Linked DNA regions of Mus musculus: region 1 is linked to region 2. Evidence: chromatin loops called from intact Hi-C (ENCODE). Cell type or tissue: left cerebral cortex. All regions are shown on one strand. Links, peaks and the distances in the headings refer to the core of each region. The heading gives the core; the rest is flanking DNA. Region 1 holds the start of Utp14a (UTP14A small subunit processome component). Region 2 has its middle 15 kb from the start of Apln.

Region 1 (8,332 bases), core at 201-8,200, 240 kb before region 2:
AGAAATAAACACATTTACAAGGGGAACACTAACACTTTCATTACTATGTTTCTAAGGTGCTGGAATCTAGGGTTTCATATATGCTATGCTGGTGCAGTACTAGTGAGCTACACCTTTAAGTACAACATTTCTTTTTTCAAAGGCAGCTTTGCCTTTATAGCCCCGCCCCCAACGGTCTGCTTTTGTCACTGAGCAACCAAACTATTCCTAAACATTATAACCTGATCCATATCTCATCTTTTAATATAGATTCAGCCCTTGAAAAATACAATGTTGTACAAGGAAAAGATCTAAGCACGACTGGATTTGAACCCAGGACTTGTGACTTACAAATGATTGACCATGGAGATAAAATTTAATTCCCTTCTTTAATGGGGTTAGTATGGATTCAGTGCTTCAAAAGACTATAGGTAAATTAAAGCTCCCAAAGTGAAATGTTCTAATATAATTATAGCGATAAGGAAAGTAGCCAACAATCATATAGTTTTTTTTTTTTAAACTATACGCTACACACAGGTGCTAGGATTGTTACAAGAGACAATAAAAGTCTCAGAAACAGCCAGTTATAGTCAGCAAGACGGCATAAGAGGTAAAGGCCATTGCTGCCAAGCAAAACTATTTGAGTTTGATCCTCCACATGGTGGAAAGAACGAACGTCTACACGTTGCCCTGTCATGTCCACTTGTGCTACAGAGCATATGTATACCCACACACAGAAAGAAAGAGCGAGCTAATTATAAGATACCCAACTCACTGGGCCCTTACCTATTTTTTCCACTAAGGGAACCAATTGCTTCCAGAAGTTTTTGATGCTTTCTTTCTCCATCACTGTCCCCCTAGACACAGAAAAGGAAACTCCATCAGGGCAATGAAAGGAGGGAAGAGACAACTTGGAAACAAGTCCATATAAAAATGTTGGTTCTGGTTGGTAGAGAAGAGGGGAATCCGATGAGATATTGTATGTAAACACCCTAATTACAAAGCTGGAATTGGAATTAGGAATTGTTTCAGAATCCAAACATGATCTTCACAAGCAATGTGAATCCTTGGTAACTTGGGAGCTAATGCCCTGATTTATTTTTTGAAGATTTATTTATTTATTTTATGTGAGTACACTGTAGCTGTACAGATGGTTGTGAGCTTTCATGTGGTTGTTGGGAATTAAATTTTTAGGACATCTGCTCGCTCTGGTCGGCCCCCACTCACTCTGGTCAACTCTGCTCACTCAGTCCCTGCTTGCTCCGGCCCAAAGATTTATTTATTATTACACATAAGTACACTGTAGCTGACTTCAGATGCACCAGAAGAGGGTGTCAGACCTCATTATGGGTGGTTGTGAGCCATCATGTAGTTGCTGGGATTTGAACTCGGGACCTTCAGAAGAGAAGTCAGTGCTCTTACCCATTAAGCCAGCTCACCAGCCCTAATATCCCAGCTAAACAGCTAAAAATACTGTTTTTACAAAAAGTGTTTCTTAGCTGGGCAGTGGTGGCGCACGCCTTCGATCCAAGCACTTGGGAGGCAGAGGCAGGCAGATTTCTGAGTTCAAGGCCAGCCTGGTCTACAAAGTGAGTTCTTGGACAGCCAGGGTTATACAGAGAAACCCTGTCTCGAAAAGCCAAAAAAAAAAAAAAAAAAAAAAAAAAAAAAAAAAGATACAAAAAGTGTTTTTCATACAGAAACACTGAAAAATAGTTCAATTCATAGCCACAGTTATCGAAGTGTTTCCCCTCCCCCCAGGAGAAAACTCCCACTACCCTTTTTGAGACAGGGTCTCACTATGTAACCCTGGTTAGTCTGGAACTTGCCTTTTAGACCAGGCTGGCCTCAAAATCATAGAGAGCTACCAGGCTCTGCTTCCCATGTGTTGGTATTAAAATAGTTCACAGAGAAAGAGGAAAAACAATGTAAGTAGTTTTGTCAGGGGAATAGGTTTAAAATTCAGATAGCATCAGATCAAGTTCCAGGATAGCCAGAGCTGTATAACCCTGCCTTGAAAACCAGAAAAAAAAAAAAAAAAAAAAGATAGCATATGTTAGAGTTTTAGTAACCTTCTTTACACGCACACATTTTTATTCCCCTTTCCTCTCCAGGAGTGTTTTGTTCACCCTAATTTTGAATCCGTTCAACAGCTGTCACCTACCTCATCTTCACTGGCACTCAAGGGGTAGTTGCTTGTCAAATCCATTAGATCATCCTGCTGGCTCAAAGCCAGAAGGCTGTTTTAAAAAGGCAACACAGAAACATTAGCACATGAAATAACTCTTCTTTTAAACCAGCAGTTCTCAACCTGTGGGTCAAAACCCACAGGGGTGTGTGTGTGTGTGGGGGGGGCAAAAGGTCCATTCCCATGGGTCATGTGTCAGATATCCCGCATTTCAGACATTATTCATGTTACAATTCATAACAGTAGCAAAAGTGCAGTTATGAAGAAGCAAGGAAAGTAATTTTATGGTTTATGTTTTGGGAGGTGGTCATGAACCCCAGAACATGAGGAACTGTAGTAAAGGGTTGAGCAGCACTAGGAAGGTGGAGAACTATTGATCTAAACAAATATCTGTTTGCTCAGTTCTGAGTATTCTTATCTGAGAAGAGGTGCAAAAAAACAAAACAGAAGGTAATTAGTTAAAGTGTTTTTAGAAGGGGGTCAGGCATCACTTCCAAGATGACAATATCGGCATGGGAAAGACAACACTGGTTAGTGGCTGACCCTGCACTTCTGTTACTTACTATGCTTCAATTTCCCACTGACGCTACTGCTGTCTTTTGAGGCAAAGGCAGTTTCCTATTAACTATTTAAACGTGTATTTTATTTTATTTTTTGAGACAAGAGTTGTTCGGTGTAACCTTAGCTGTCCTGGAACTCGCTTTGTAGACCAGCCTGACCTCACACTTGGAGATTGGCTTGCTTTTACCTCCCAAGTGCTGAGATTAAAGGCGTGTGCCGCCACCAACTGGGAAACCTTTTAAACATTCGAAAACATTCTATTAATGCTTCTATGGATCTCCCACCGGTCAGGTGCCTTGATTAAGTGCAACTTATTAAAAATGTAATCTTGATAATTTGTTCGCATAACTGAGGACGTAGGGTAATGGTTGAAACCAACTGTATAAATGGGTGTTTAAGGTGATTAGAATTTAGGAAAAACCTACTATTACTTAACAGTGGATCTCGGTATTTACTAAGCAAACATTACCAAAGCGACTACATTTAGATTTTTCTAACGTTGAGGGGTAACATGAAATACCTGTTAGGTCTGGCACAACTTGGCACTCTCACAGACGGCGCATGTTGCGCGTGGCAGAGGCAGAAAATGCGCACGTGACAAATAAAGGGAAATCAATAGTAACTTTGCCAAGAGTCGGACGACCATCAGACCTAACAGCGATGCAACTTAAGAGCCGAGAAACTGAGGAGCAAAGCCAATTTAAATTAAGGGACTTTAGGATTCCTAGCCGATACATTAACTACTGGCAGGGTTTGGGGAGGCGAATCTCTAACAAACAGCAGTTCGGCTTCCACTTCCCTAAATACAGGAAATTCAGCCCTCAAAAATACCCGGGAATCTCCTTTCCCTTTTACGTCTTACCCCTTCGTAGCTTTGATAGAGTTCATCGCTGTCGCCGGTAACTCACATGGGTCAGGAACGGAAACCAAAGAGAGAGCAAGCTCCTTGCCTGCCGCAAAGCAAATTTTGCTTCCGCTAATCACGCGCGACAACGCGCGTCATTTCCGCCCAGGGGGAGGCTTGCAAAGTATTGTAGGCGCTCCAGGATTGGTCGATGGAAAAGCCGGCTGCCTGCCAGTTGGTCCGCACTGCCGGTGGGTGGGACTTGCCGGTCCCCATTCTTCTGAGAGGTTTTTATTTAGGTTGGCGGTATTGGTTCCCTGGCATTCGGTTTTCTTGCGGTCCGAGATTAGTGTGGTGAGGGCGAGGGTGCTGCGCTGTCAGGGACGGAGCTAAAACCAAAACCAATCAAACCAAAACAAAGCCTCCAGGGCCAGGCCCCGTTGGACTCTGTCGCACAGCTCTGGACTGGCCAGCCCCAGACTGTGTTGGACTCCTGCCAGATCAAGGGGACGGGAACGTAGCAAGTTTCTATCCATCTGAAGAGAAATTCTTTTTGAGCCGGTGTACCTGTGATTACAGCTCATTGTCCCCTTTTCCTATACAAGAAAATGTCACTCGAGAATGTGTTATGAGGCAGAAAGATCTCTTCTTGCTCCATCCGGTGCAACATAGTAGGACCCATACACACATGCACGCACACACAATCTTATTTTATCCGGTCCATAGCTCACTAGTAAACTGCTTGCAGCACAGGCATGAGGCTGCAGTTTCTCAACTCTTGCTTTTTTTTTTTTTTTTTTTTTTTTCTTGTTTGAGACAGGCTAGCCTTAAATTGGTGATCCTCTTGCTTTAGCACCCGACCTGCTGAGATTACATGCTTTTGTGGTACCACGTCTGGCATAATTTGTAAATAATAAACCTATCTATGTGTGTGAGTGCATTTGCGTGTGCGTGCGCGTGTGTGTGTGCGCGCGCGTGTGTACGCATGCCATTGCACACGCGGAAATCAGGACAACCTGTAGGAATTCCTTTCACCATCTGGCTGCAGGGGATTAAATTTAGGTTGTCAGGGTTGGGGGGAGGGTGTCAAATGCTTTTGACCAGCCTGAGACTTCTTGCATAAAAACATTATTGCCATTTCTTTTAGGTCATTTCCATTTTGTTTTCTCCAACGGTTGCACTGAAATTTCTTATGGTAATCGGCAATGCTCTAAAATTCTTAAATAAAATAATACTTTCTAGTCTTTGTGGTCCCAGAATTGAATATGGGATTTGATAGTTGTTTTTGTTTTTCATTATTCATTCAGTAAAATTTTTTTAATCATTGACTATGTGCCAGGTTTTTAGGAGTTATTGATACATTGTTGAACAAAGCAGATATTTTCTATGGTTTCATAGACACAATTTTCCAGTGGGCTTAAGGACAATTTTTTAAAAATTATTTATTTTTACTTTACATCCTGCTCACTGCTCCCCTCCCAGTCAATTTTAAATGTTGCTAAAACTCTAGCCCAGAGTTCCCTGACTGCTCTCTCCTGGTATCCTCTATGATGGTAGCTCTATGACCATCTTCTTCCATTTTCTTTCTTTCTTTTTTGTTTTTTTTGTTTTGTTTTTTGTTTTTTTGTTTTTCAAGACAGGGTTTCTCTGTGTAGCCCTGGCTGTCCTGGCACTCACTTTGTAGACCAGGCTGGCCTCGAACTCAGAAATCCGCCTGCCTCTGCCTCCCGAGTACTGGGATTAAATGTGTGCGCCACCACACCCGGCTCTTCTTCCATTTTCTTTGTTGTGTGCTTCTAATAAACTTATGCCCTAAGTGATGCTATTCCCTAGAAGCTTACTCTTGGCCCTCTATGTTTGTTCCCTATGTTCTCCCTGGGGCAAATTGCTTTTAAAACTGATATATGAACTTGAAAATCTACACTTCTAGCTTATATGTCTTTCTTAAACTATAGATTACTATCTCTGGGTGCCTTCTTTGTTCCCACAAGTACAACAGAGATGACCTTTTCCACCAGAGTTCTCTTGTATTCTTTGTTTCTGTAATTGATCAATAAATCATCCAATCAAGTTAGATATATGAGAGTCATCTTAGACTCACCATTCCTCAGCTATTCCCCACCTCTTTTACATCCTGACTCTATCAAATACCTCCCCACCTTTCTGTCATGATTGCCTTTCTATTAACTTAGATTCTTGCCCTTTCAGATCTGTGGTATTGCAGAAATCTTATAGAAAAGGAACATTGTAGCATTTTGAATATGAGTTTTGAAGCCAGATTATATGTGTTTGAAACATAGTTCTTCTTATTATTATTAACTTGATAATTACCTTTTAACATATTCAAAAAGTTGTTTTGTGTTTCTTAGGGGTACACATGGCATGCTGTGTATAGAAGTCAGAAGACAGTTTGTGGGAGTCAGCTCCCATATAGGTTTCAGGGACTAAACTCAGGTCAGTCTTGGAGGCAAGCACCTTTACCTCATTATTTTCCTCTAAGATTGGTAATTCTTAAGTCATTTATTCCCTCTGTGTCTTTGGGTTTTTTTTTAAATCTTTAAAATTGGATAATAAAGCCAGGTATGCATCAGTGGAAAATGACTGTATTAGTAGAAGAAAGAAGAGACCAGGAGTTGAACCTCATCCTCGCCTACACAGTGAGTTTTGTGGTCAGCCTGAGTTACAGGAGACCATTTCTCAAAAAAGAGGGATAATACTACATTGAGCAGTTGTGAGAACTAAATAAATTAATATGTAGAAGAAACAGTAAAATAATTGGAAACCTCTCAGAGTAGCCAGTCATACATCAAAGGCTCAATAATTGTTAACTGTAATAATGACAGTTGTTTCAACCAGTTTTTCAGTAGTTAGTCTCTCCATCCAATTATGTAATTAGACCATATCATGCCCCTACATAAAAGATGCAAAGAGACTATTATTAAGAAGATAAAATAAAATACAAGGTTAGTCTACTCTCTTTGAAAAATTTTTCCACTTCCCTAAGACACTTCAAATTATATTTTTATGAATAAATGATGTTTTAATCTTTTCCATACAATATCAATAAGAGTATTTTAGAAAAACATTGATTTCTTTTTTTTTTTTTTTTTTTTTTTGAGACAGGGTTTTCCTGTGTAGCTCTGTAGCCCAGCTGGCTTCAAACTACTTGCCTGTGCCTGCCAAATGCTGAGACTAAAGGTGTGGACCACCACACCCAGTCCTTCCAGTTCCCTCTAATGTAGAACTATAGGAATGTCAATGACATATTGAAGCTGAAACGTAACAGATAAGAAGGAACCAGTTTTGCAAAGAACTGGGCAAGAATGATCAGGGCAGAATGATCAGGTCATAGTCAACAACGTATTTACAGTCTCTCAGGGTTGGGAAGGCCTTACAATATTTTAGAAACAGAAAGGCCAGTGTGGCTGGATCACAGTGAGTAATAAGGTAATAACAGACTAGAGAGATAGAGCTGAGATCATATGGGTCCTCATGGATAATGGAAGAGTTTAAATTTTACTCTAAGTAAAATGAGTCACAAATATGTAGTTATGTAGATGAGTGACATTTTGCGTTTTATAAATATTTTTCCTGCTGTGTGGAGAATGGATTAAAGATGGGCAGGAGCAGAAACAGAAACCAAGCTGGGTGTGGTTGCTGCATGCCTTTAATGCCAGCACTATGGAGGCAGAAGCAGGTGGGTATGTGCGACTTTGAGACCAACCTGATCTAAAGCCAGTTGCAGAACAGCCAAGGCTCTGTTACACAAAAACCCTGTCTTGAAAGACCAAACCCACCAAACAAAAAGAAGCAAGAGGACACCCATTGTGTACTCAGCAAGAGAAGATGATGGTTTGGAATAAGGTAGCAGCTGTGGAGACAGAGTCACTGATGAACCTACCAGTAGAATGTGAGAGGAAAGGGGAAAACTAAGTCAAAAGTTCTGGCTTAAACAAGTGAATGGGTAGTTAGACTATTTACTGAGCTGGAGATAACCAGTGAGGTGATGGGGAGAGGCAATTGTAGAGTGAGATCAAAAATTCAGTTTTGTACTTTTGTAGTTTGAAAGTTACATTAGTTACTTTTCTGTTGATGTGATAAATGCCATGGTCAGAAGCAGCTTGGAGAAGGAATTGTTGATTTTGGCTTATGGTTCCAGGAAGCTGAAAGACTACTTCTCGTCTCGTCTCCTCTGCCCTCCCCTCCCCTCCTCTTCCCTCCCCTCCTCTCCCCTCCTCTGTAGCCTGGAACTCACTATGTAGGCTAGGATGGGCTCATACTCACAGTTACCTTTACCTCTTGAGCACTGTGATTAAAGTCAAGCACCACAATGCCCAGCTTGAGATCCCATCTTTTGATGCAAATATAAGCACAGTGAATTAGAAGTAGGGGAAAACTGTACACTCTCAAACTCCATTCCAGCGATTCACTTCCCTCATCAGGACCATACCTCCTAAAACTTTTAAAATAGCATCTCCAACTGTGGACCAAGTGTTCAAATATGGGGAAACATTCTCACTCAAACTACCACAAGAGTTAAGTACTTAATTGTAGATGTCAAATATACAGTAAGGTATAGGAGTTATGGGAGATATTTAATTAGTTAAGAATGTTTAATTTTAAACATGTTTGTTTAGTTTAATTTTGATTAAGTTATTAATGATTGTCAGTGAATAAAAATATAAGCCAATTCGAAAGCAAGTGAAAATAAAAATTATGTGTGTGTATGTGTTCCTATACCTCCACCCCACAAATTTGTA
Region 2 (8,332 bases), core at 95-8,094:
AGAGGCTAAGCGATTAAAACTGGCCCATCAAGACCCAACAGAGTCTGGGTAGAGGATGCTGAGCAGGGAAGGCTGGGACTAAGAAAGAAACAGCAGACACTAGGGTGCAGAGAGCAAGTGTGGTGAAGTGTGCATCAAGTAGGTGTGAGCTTGACTTCCCTTGGCACAGAGGACAAGGGGAAGAAAAACTAGTGTCTCTCTGTTAAGGTAACTGGACTTGAGACCTAACTAGAGCAGGGGCATGAAGGTTATATCCTTTGCAGATACCTTGTCTTGACCAAACAAATGCAAGAGAATCAGAGCAGTGTCGGTTGTCAAAATGCTGAGCCTTGAGACAACACTTGGCCCAGGATCGCTATGAATGTGGACCAACACAAAAGCATATGCACACTTCAGACATTATGAGCTTTCTTTGTAACTTGATTATGTGGCTTTTTCTTTTTCTTATTTATGCATGCATTTGTGTATGTGGGCACCTGCGTGTGAGCTTGCTTACCTTAGTGCACACATGGAAGTCAGAGAACCACTGGCTGGAGTTGTCTCTCTCCTTTCACAGTGCAGGTTGTGGTTATGGGACTCAGGTTATCAGATTTGGCTGAAAGATCTCTTAACCACTGAGCCATCTTACCGGCTGGTTTTTACAGTCCTTGGGTGTGACAGTTGTAGCTATCAGTGTCACACAAAATAAATGCATCCATACTCTCATAACCTGCAAGTTGAGGTTAGATGCCTGCTAGACAAATCAACAATTCACCTGATGATTTCTGAACAAGAGGCCCCAGCCTGAGGAGGCAAGGAAGGCAGGCAAAGGACCTGAGAAACAACACTGCTTCCAAAGCCACCTAGAAACTGGGCAGCCTCTGAAATGACAAAGATTGGGAAACCAGATTTGGGACATGCATGGCTTTTCAGGTCCCAGGTGTTGCTGTCAAATGAGCCATGGCTACGGGCTATGAAGCCCTTTCTCTTCAGACTCTTTGATTGACTTGAGACCCCTAATTGGGGCTGGGCTCTTCTACAACCAAAGAGCTCAAGGCCTAGAGTAAGTGGCCATTCCAGGATGCTTATATAATCCTGTTTCTTGGATCTAAAGGCTATTCAGCTAAATTTCTCAATCCAAGGTTTCTCTCTGCCCAGATTGAACCAATGCCAGCTAACTTCCAAAGAAAATGGTAGAGAAGACTTAGTCAATACCTTCCTGTCCTGGCTGGCAAAGGCTGTTCACCCTGCCAGCATTTCTCTGGAACACCCAAAAGGAAGGCCTCTGGAGGTCTCCTTTGAAAACCTACTTTCCCCTTCCCAGTGGGAAGTGCTTGGAGAGATAGCCTAGCAAGGAACTCCCCTGCTGGTGCTTTGGAGTACAGCCGAAAGGTCAACTGAAGACAGTTTGTGGCAGGGACCAGAGCACTTTTTCTGTCCATTCTTTTCAAATCTGCCCCCACCTATGAATTATATCTGCCTTGTCCTACAGAAGCAGCCATAGACAGACAGCACATAAATCAACGGTGGGACTGTGTTCCAACTAAGCTCCACTTTTAAAAACAGGTAGCAGGCTATAGTTTGGCCAACCCCCTTCTCATGAAGCATTGGCCAGTTCTTTGACTTACCATGCAGACCCAGCGAAGGGATATGTGGGGCAGGGGACATTTACAGTTGAGGGAATGTCATCAACTGCCTGTCATATGACCCCTGCACCAGGGTGCAACAATAATCTCACATAAGCCTGCTTTTCCTCCTTGCCCAGGATGCTGCTGTTTGCTTCCCAGTGCTCTCTGATCAGGATTGTGTAGCATCACACGGGTGGAGTGCTCAATACAGACCTCAGTGCCCCTGACTGGCTCACTAAATAGGCACAGTTATTATCTCTCCTCAGTTTCACACAGGCCCTGAGATGTGGACAGAGAAGCCATTAATGATCTCTGCTTTATACAGAGAGAAAAAAAAATACTTGAGGAGGTGAAATCACTTGCTCAATTGCCTGAAGTAGCTCTACTTGGCAAGCCATGCTTCAAAGCTAGGTCTAGCCTCAGCATGGGGGTCACGGTCCTGCGCCTCGGTCACTGGAAACTTCAGCTCTCCTAGATAACACCCAAGGCCTTCCCCAGGGACATATTTGGCCCACGGCATTCTCACTTGGGCTACAGCCTGGAAGGCTTCTCCAAAGACACCAAATCTACACTATCAGCACCTCATCTGGGGACCCGGAGTTCCAATTATGGAGCTAGACACCTGTTCCAGGAGACTTAGTATTTATGGATCCTTACTTGAGGGATCAGAGGCCTGTAAACCTAGAATCTGCTTCTGCCTTGGTTTTCTGGGCAGCTTGGCCATGCCTTTCTTTGACTGTTCAACCACCTTCCCTGCTAGACCAGCTTGAATGGGTAGACAGCGTTGAAGCACGTTTGGGAACAATGCTTATAGCAGGGGATCCCAGCAAACAATGAAAGTGCTTCAGGTACTTTGGGTTGTGCTGTGGAGGCAGCTCAGGTCTAGGAGAAGAAATACACATAGGGTGGGGCATTACCCTCAGCTGGGAAGGAAGGCCACTGCTGGGTTATGTGGGTTTACACTACTCCCCGTTACTCCAGAGAGGCTGCTACCTCTTGGTCACCTTTCTCCCACTGTGTAAATTGCTTTTCCTTCTTCTGTCAGCAGCATTGAAGAATTGGTAGGGCCAAATCAAGGGGGCCCAGTAGCAGAAAGCTCCCAAGCTCAGAGCGCTAGATCCTACCCCAGCTTGGCCAGTAGCTGACTGGGTGAATCCCAGGTCATCTTTTAGGGTTCCACTTTGCCCTCATCTCTTCTCATAGGACAATCTACCAGTGGTCTCCCGTTCTCAGCCGTAGAGAATCCCAAGATCAGAGCTGATGAGCCTGGGAGGCCATTCTGTGAGGCACACTCCTTCAGTTTTACAGATGACAAAATTGAGACTCAGGCCCAGAAAGTGACACTTTTAAAAGGGGCATGACTAGGTGGCATTAGAGCGCGTCTCATGAGCCATGCACAGAGCGCCACCTGCTTTGACTTAGTCTCCATCACAGTCCCATCCTGTAGCAGAGAAGACAGAGGCATTGAAAAGCTAAGTCACCCACTCGTTTGAGGGTCTCGCATGGTATGTGCAAGAGAACTCAGAGGATCGAGGTGGTATTGGAATCTTTCTGGGCCTCAGTTTTATCCTTTCTGAAATGAAAATCATAGTCCTTTGCAGGCCGGGAGTATACCTCAGTGGTGGAGTATATGCTTAGCATATATTAGGTCCAGGATTCCACGCCCCTCAAAACTGGGAATCTTTTTGGGGGGGGGTTGAGACAGGGTTTCTCTGTGTAGTCCTAGCTGTCCTGAAACTCACTCTGTAGACCAGGCTGGCCTCGAACTCAGAAATCCACCTGCCTCTGCCTCCCAAGTGCTGGGATTAAAGGCGTGCGCTACCATTGCCGGGCCAAAACTGGGAATCTTAACATTTTTCAAATGTATATTGAGTGCCTATGATGTACCACATTCCTTATGAGTTAGAGGGATATAAATGCTCAGGGCTTCTAGGCAGTTTTTCTGGGGACCATGGGGATGTTGGAGGAGGCTTGGGAGATGGGACCTCAGGAATGAGTCTGGAACAAGAAGGAGGGAGGCCTTTGTAGAAGAAGCCCAGAGCTCCTGTAGAAACACTGAGGCAGGAAGGGGAAGACATGACTTCTTCTTAAAGCCATTTTACAAAGAGGAGAGGTTGTGAGAGGCTGTGTGACTTGCCCAATGAGAGATTCCATTGAACTCCTATAGGGACTCCTGCCCTAGACTGGGAAGGTAGAGTACTTGATGATAGCTAAGACATTGTCTTCTGGCAATCTGCTCAAATGCTCTTATCAATTTTACCAATTGCTTAGGAAAGGTAGTGCCCCTCCCCTTACAGAAGTGGGTGGTTGAGTGCACCTGGGCCAACTTTCAGGCTGGCAGGATACTCTGCAAGCTTCTAAATTCTGCAATCCTAGCCAAAGGTTCAGCTCTTCTATCTCCAGTACGCTTGCTCAGTTTTGGGGGGAGAAATGTAGCATGAGAGGCTTCCCCCTGCTGGCGACGTGTGGGAACTGCAGAGAGTTTTTCCCCTTCTCGGAGCTCCGCACCTGCTAGTGAGCTTTTGCATGGCTACTCTGCTGTTTGCTTCAGATGGGATGCTTCTTCCAGTGAACTCTGTGTTCCCACTGGTCTCTCCCCTATCAGTTTTCTGTTACCCTCAAGTGCCAGAGGGAAGTTTCATCACTTCTGCAGGCAATAGCAGTAACATAACATTATTGTATGTGTTCCTGGAAGATCTCTCCGAGTGTGTCTAGTCTCTGGTCTCCTCTTTGCCCCTGTCTGCACTGGTGAAGTTGTATAGGGTGTTTCTGCCCAGAGAACACTCTGATTAATGGACATTGCTGTGCCGTGACGGTTATCCAGTATTTTCAAGGTGTTACTCCGGATACTCCACACTCCCAGCTACAGATGTTCATCTAAACCCAGAGCTTTAGGAGGCCACGGGCATCACTCCTGTTTCCAAGCCTCTTCTAAGTGGCTAAAAATGTCGTCCCAATTCCGGATTCTCCGCTGGGGTGTCCGCAGCGCCACCTGGAGAAGTCAAGTCAAAGTCCATAACGGGAAGGGGAAACAGTGGAACCAGGACCAAATGCTGTGGTTCCCTCTCTTTCGTGTACCAGGGTGCCGCTGACCTACGGCTGGGAGTCACGCTTACCCTCAGGGCATCCACGCATAGGGCAGGAAGGGGAAGGCAGAGCCCAGGTTGGGGGAACCTGTTTGGTTCGAAGTGAGTGGCGAGGGTCCAGAGGGTCTGGAGGAGAGAACTTCCTCCAGAGATTAGGCGCATGGCTTTCCCTGCTGCGATCCTTAATGAAGAGCCGCTCCTTGCTTGTTCATACTGGTTTATTTGATGATGGATGTGAATGCATACACTTTATTTAGGGTGAACCAGGGGTTAAATACCTTTTGCGGAAAGGAATGTCCAGGAAGAGCTCATTGGCTGAACGTTGGGGGGCTACCTAGATACCCCAATAGCATAGAGAACTCCTGGTGTTTATGCTACTTGATCTGTGGTCCTCAGTGGGGTGTTGTGGGGTGTTCTAGAGCAGGTAGAGGCAGGTAGGGAATGGCTCCACTCCCGCTGTTCTCATTTCTGAGAGTCCAGGGATTTGAGCTCATTTAACCTTATCGTTCTTCTGCCTGTCTGGCTACAAGGTCCCACATATCCTACATAAAAATACTAGCCCACCTTGCCCAATCTCAGCAAGCAAAATCCCCTGGTGAGGTCATTAGCTGAGTTGAGTATCTGAGCCACTACATTGGGACTGAAATGTCAGATCAGAGTCTAATGAATCCCCGAACCTGACTCAAAGGGAAACTGGATGTGACCAGAATGACGGGAGCTCAGGAAAAGCCCATTCAGTTTCTAGAAATGAGCTTCAAGTAAGAGCTCATTGCAAAGAGTCGCTTTGTCCTTCTTCCAGAGGTACAACGCACCAGTCACAGCCCCAGCCTTTCTAAGATGTACCCTCTATGGCTCCTCTAACTGTGGCTGTAACTCTTTCGTGCACAAGTCCAAGAAGGGAGGCACTGCCCTTTCCATCTGCCCCCCTCTCGATAGGGCGCCCCTAAGTTCTGAGAAGGGTTGTAACAGAAAGGAAGCTGCCATGCCAGCTCTGGAACTTGATAACTGGGTCCCTGCTCATCCTTCACTTCCCTTACTACCCTGTGGAGATGATCCTTGTACCCTTGGGTCTTTAGGCTCAGTGAAGAGATTGAAACTAAAAGCAACCTGAAAAGAAAACCGCTACTACAAGCATGCTCCTGGGGAGTTCAAAGCTCTTGGGGTCAGTACAGGGCCCTGCCCTTGGTGGGACGCCTTCTCTCTCTCTCCAGATGGTACAGGAGGATGCAGAGCTAACAGGCACTTGGTGGGAACTTCAGCCAAACCATCATGTCACAAGGCAAGCCAGTGTTTATTGAGTACTGACGTGCTAGGTGCTATTCTGTGTGCTTTCCTTCTACCATACTGATTGAATCCCCAAGACAACGACACTAGGCAGAAACTCTCACCTCCATTTTTGTGGACGTGAAAAGCAAAGCTCAATGTGCTTAAGCAAATTGCCTATAGTCACACAGTTAGTAAGCTGTGCCAAGATTTAAAGACTGCAGTCTACCTCCAGGACTATGACTGAACCATCTATACAATCCTTGCTGAGCAGTTGCTTTGTCTCTGCTTGCTTACCTCCAGTAATGAGGAGTTCATTACCTCGAAAGGCAGCCTGCTTTGCCAGTGGACTCTTCTGGCAAGTCTACCCAGGTTTTAGTTACTCAGACGTCACAATGATCTAAGTTTCCTAAAGATACAAGTAAGGGAGAGGTTATAGCAGATATTCCTCTTGTTCATCCTCACACAGCAAATCTGAGGATTTCTTTGAGCTCAGAGAAATCTTGATGTCATTTTGGGGGAGGGGCTGACGTTTAGTGATACCTCTCCTCTTATCACAGAATTCCCCCAAGGGACCTAGGCTTCTTTGTTACCCCATGGTCCTGATACAGTGACTGAGAACCAGATAGGGTTGAAGCGGGAAGTAAAAATGGTTCTATCCACCTTGACCTTCTTTTCAGTTGAGGACAGTGGATGATCAGGCCTTGTCTCTAGTTCTAACCCTGAGCATCCACAGCACCGAGTGTATTAATAGATGCTCACTAATGCCAAATGAATGAACGAGCTCCAAGAGTGTGAAGTGCAAGCCCACAGCCTCCTTTCTGGCTGGCCTCAATTTCCTGCAAGAGTTAGTTTTGCATCCTGCATTGAGAGCCTTAAAAGCAGCATTTCCATGGTAACAAAGCATAGACTTGCCACTTTGAAGGGCCAAATTTTTTTCTGTCACACAGAATCTGAGCTTACTCCAGAAAAAAAAAAAAAAGCCCTAAATGCCTCCAGTGTCTGAGTAGCAGGCAACTGTTAGTTGGGAGACCTGAGGAATAGGCACTGCCAAGGGCAGATCCCCCAGAGCATATCTCCTCAGGGAAGTTCTTGGGCCCATCAACAGCGCTGGAGTTTCCATGGTAACAACACTAGGCTAATGGGTTGCCAGGGTGACAGCGCGCTACTGCTAAGATTGCACGGGACTGGACCACACAGGGCCACTGAGTTGAAAAGATGCTAATAACACCTTTCTGAGTCTCTATGACAACAACACTCAAACACCCTGTCAGCTTTGTCCTGAATGCAGATTAGACCCCTACCCTTCACCCTCAGCAAAGAATGCCCTGAAAGGTGGGCCCCCTAGCCCAGTGTGCTTTGGATTGTGCCCCTGCTCTTCCTTTCCAGAGGGAAGGGAAGGGAAGGCCCAGAATTGTTTCCTTCCCTAAGGAAACGAGACTCATTTTGCTTACCTTACTGATTCTCAGACTGCCAGGTTAAAAGAGCCTGGGTCTACAAGAAGGTCTGGGACAGGAACAGGGCTTGGCCCGATAGACGTGGGAGCAAATAGAGCTTTGGCTACCTTCTGGGCCCAGTGCCTCTCACTGCGGCTGTTTTCAGGCTACTTGGGTTCATGTAGTCCAGGAGCAAAGCCAGGAATGCTGGGCCAGACTTTTCAAACTCTTTGCAAAGCCATAGCCCAGATAAATTGTATCAAAGCTCTCGGCATCACCAATTGAGTCTCACTCTTCTTCCTACCAGTGTCCTCCCACCCCAGGCACCCACAATTCTGTGGAACACAATTTGAAAAGTCTCAACTTTGGATCATTTCTAACTTGGATTCTTTGATCCCAGAGACTACTCGGGCTTCTAGGTTTTCTACCTGTTTGTGGAGTTGGTTAAAAAAAAAAAAAAAGGTGTGTGGGGGGAGGGGAGAGAAGCTTCTATTGTGTGGCCAGGCAAAAGCATTTAGGGCAGACTTTCCAGAATTGGCTTCCACACTTGTTACGTGCTAGCCAGTAGTTTAGGACATGCTTTCTGTGTTAGCCATCATGTCTTCTTCAGAACAAGCCATCAAGGCAGGCATGACTGACTCCATTTAATGAAGGACAAAGGAAGCTCAAGGCAGGGAAAAGGGAATCCCGGCGCACCAACCTGGGTGAACATCTCTTCACAAGGGGTGCTACTTATGAGTTCCAGCAGAGAATTCTGTGAGCAATGATGACCTATGACCTCTCTCTGGTGACAATGAGCTGAAACAGGTGGATCCATCCAAGTCATTAGAGACCCCTTACAGCCCCCCCCCCCAAGGCGCCTGTCATTATCCACATGCAACACATTGCCTTGTCAGGGGAAGTATTATCTCTCCACAATGTTGCACAGCTGCAAGCTGTA

What was found. Peaks named below come from ENCODE experiments on the same cell type or tissue, not always from the same donor. Only the 100,000 strongest peaks of a DNase experiment are listed, where the experiment ranks them.
Region 1: it touches region 2 in a loop (14-fold over the local background); 2 of 42 quality-filtered maps call a loop at or near these places.

The regions. Positions count from the first base shown.
Region 1 is chrX:48,252,227-48,260,558 of GRCm38, reverse strand. Utp14a (UTP14A small subunit processome component) reads right to left here and starts at 3,625. Exons shown (of 15, transcript NM_028276.1): 1 at 3,591-3,625; 2 at 2,144-2,219; 3 at 766-836. The coding sequence starts at 3,616. It overlaps Gm39511 (a long non-coding RNA gene), which reads left to right and starts at 3,767. Exons shown (of 3, transcript XR_882302.1): 1 at 3,767-3,823; 2 at 5,942-6,026; 3 at 6,149-6,223. In left cerebral cortex, for the core only: no CTCF peak of the experiment used is centred there; DNase peaks (open chromatin) are centred at 3,765 and 4,557; H3K4me3 peaks cover 1,945 bases; H3K27ac peaks cover 763 bases.
Region 2 is chrX:48,015,855-48,024,186 of GRCm38, reverse strand. No RefSeq gene overlaps it. Among named protein-coding and RNA genes, the nearest start is that of Apln, 15 kb to the left of the region's middle. In left cerebral cortex, for the core only: a CTCF peak has its summit at 4,061 (motif pointing left); DNase peaks (open chromatin) are centred at 6,181, 6,867, 7,045, 7,512 and 2 more places; H3K27ac peaks cover 1,142 bases.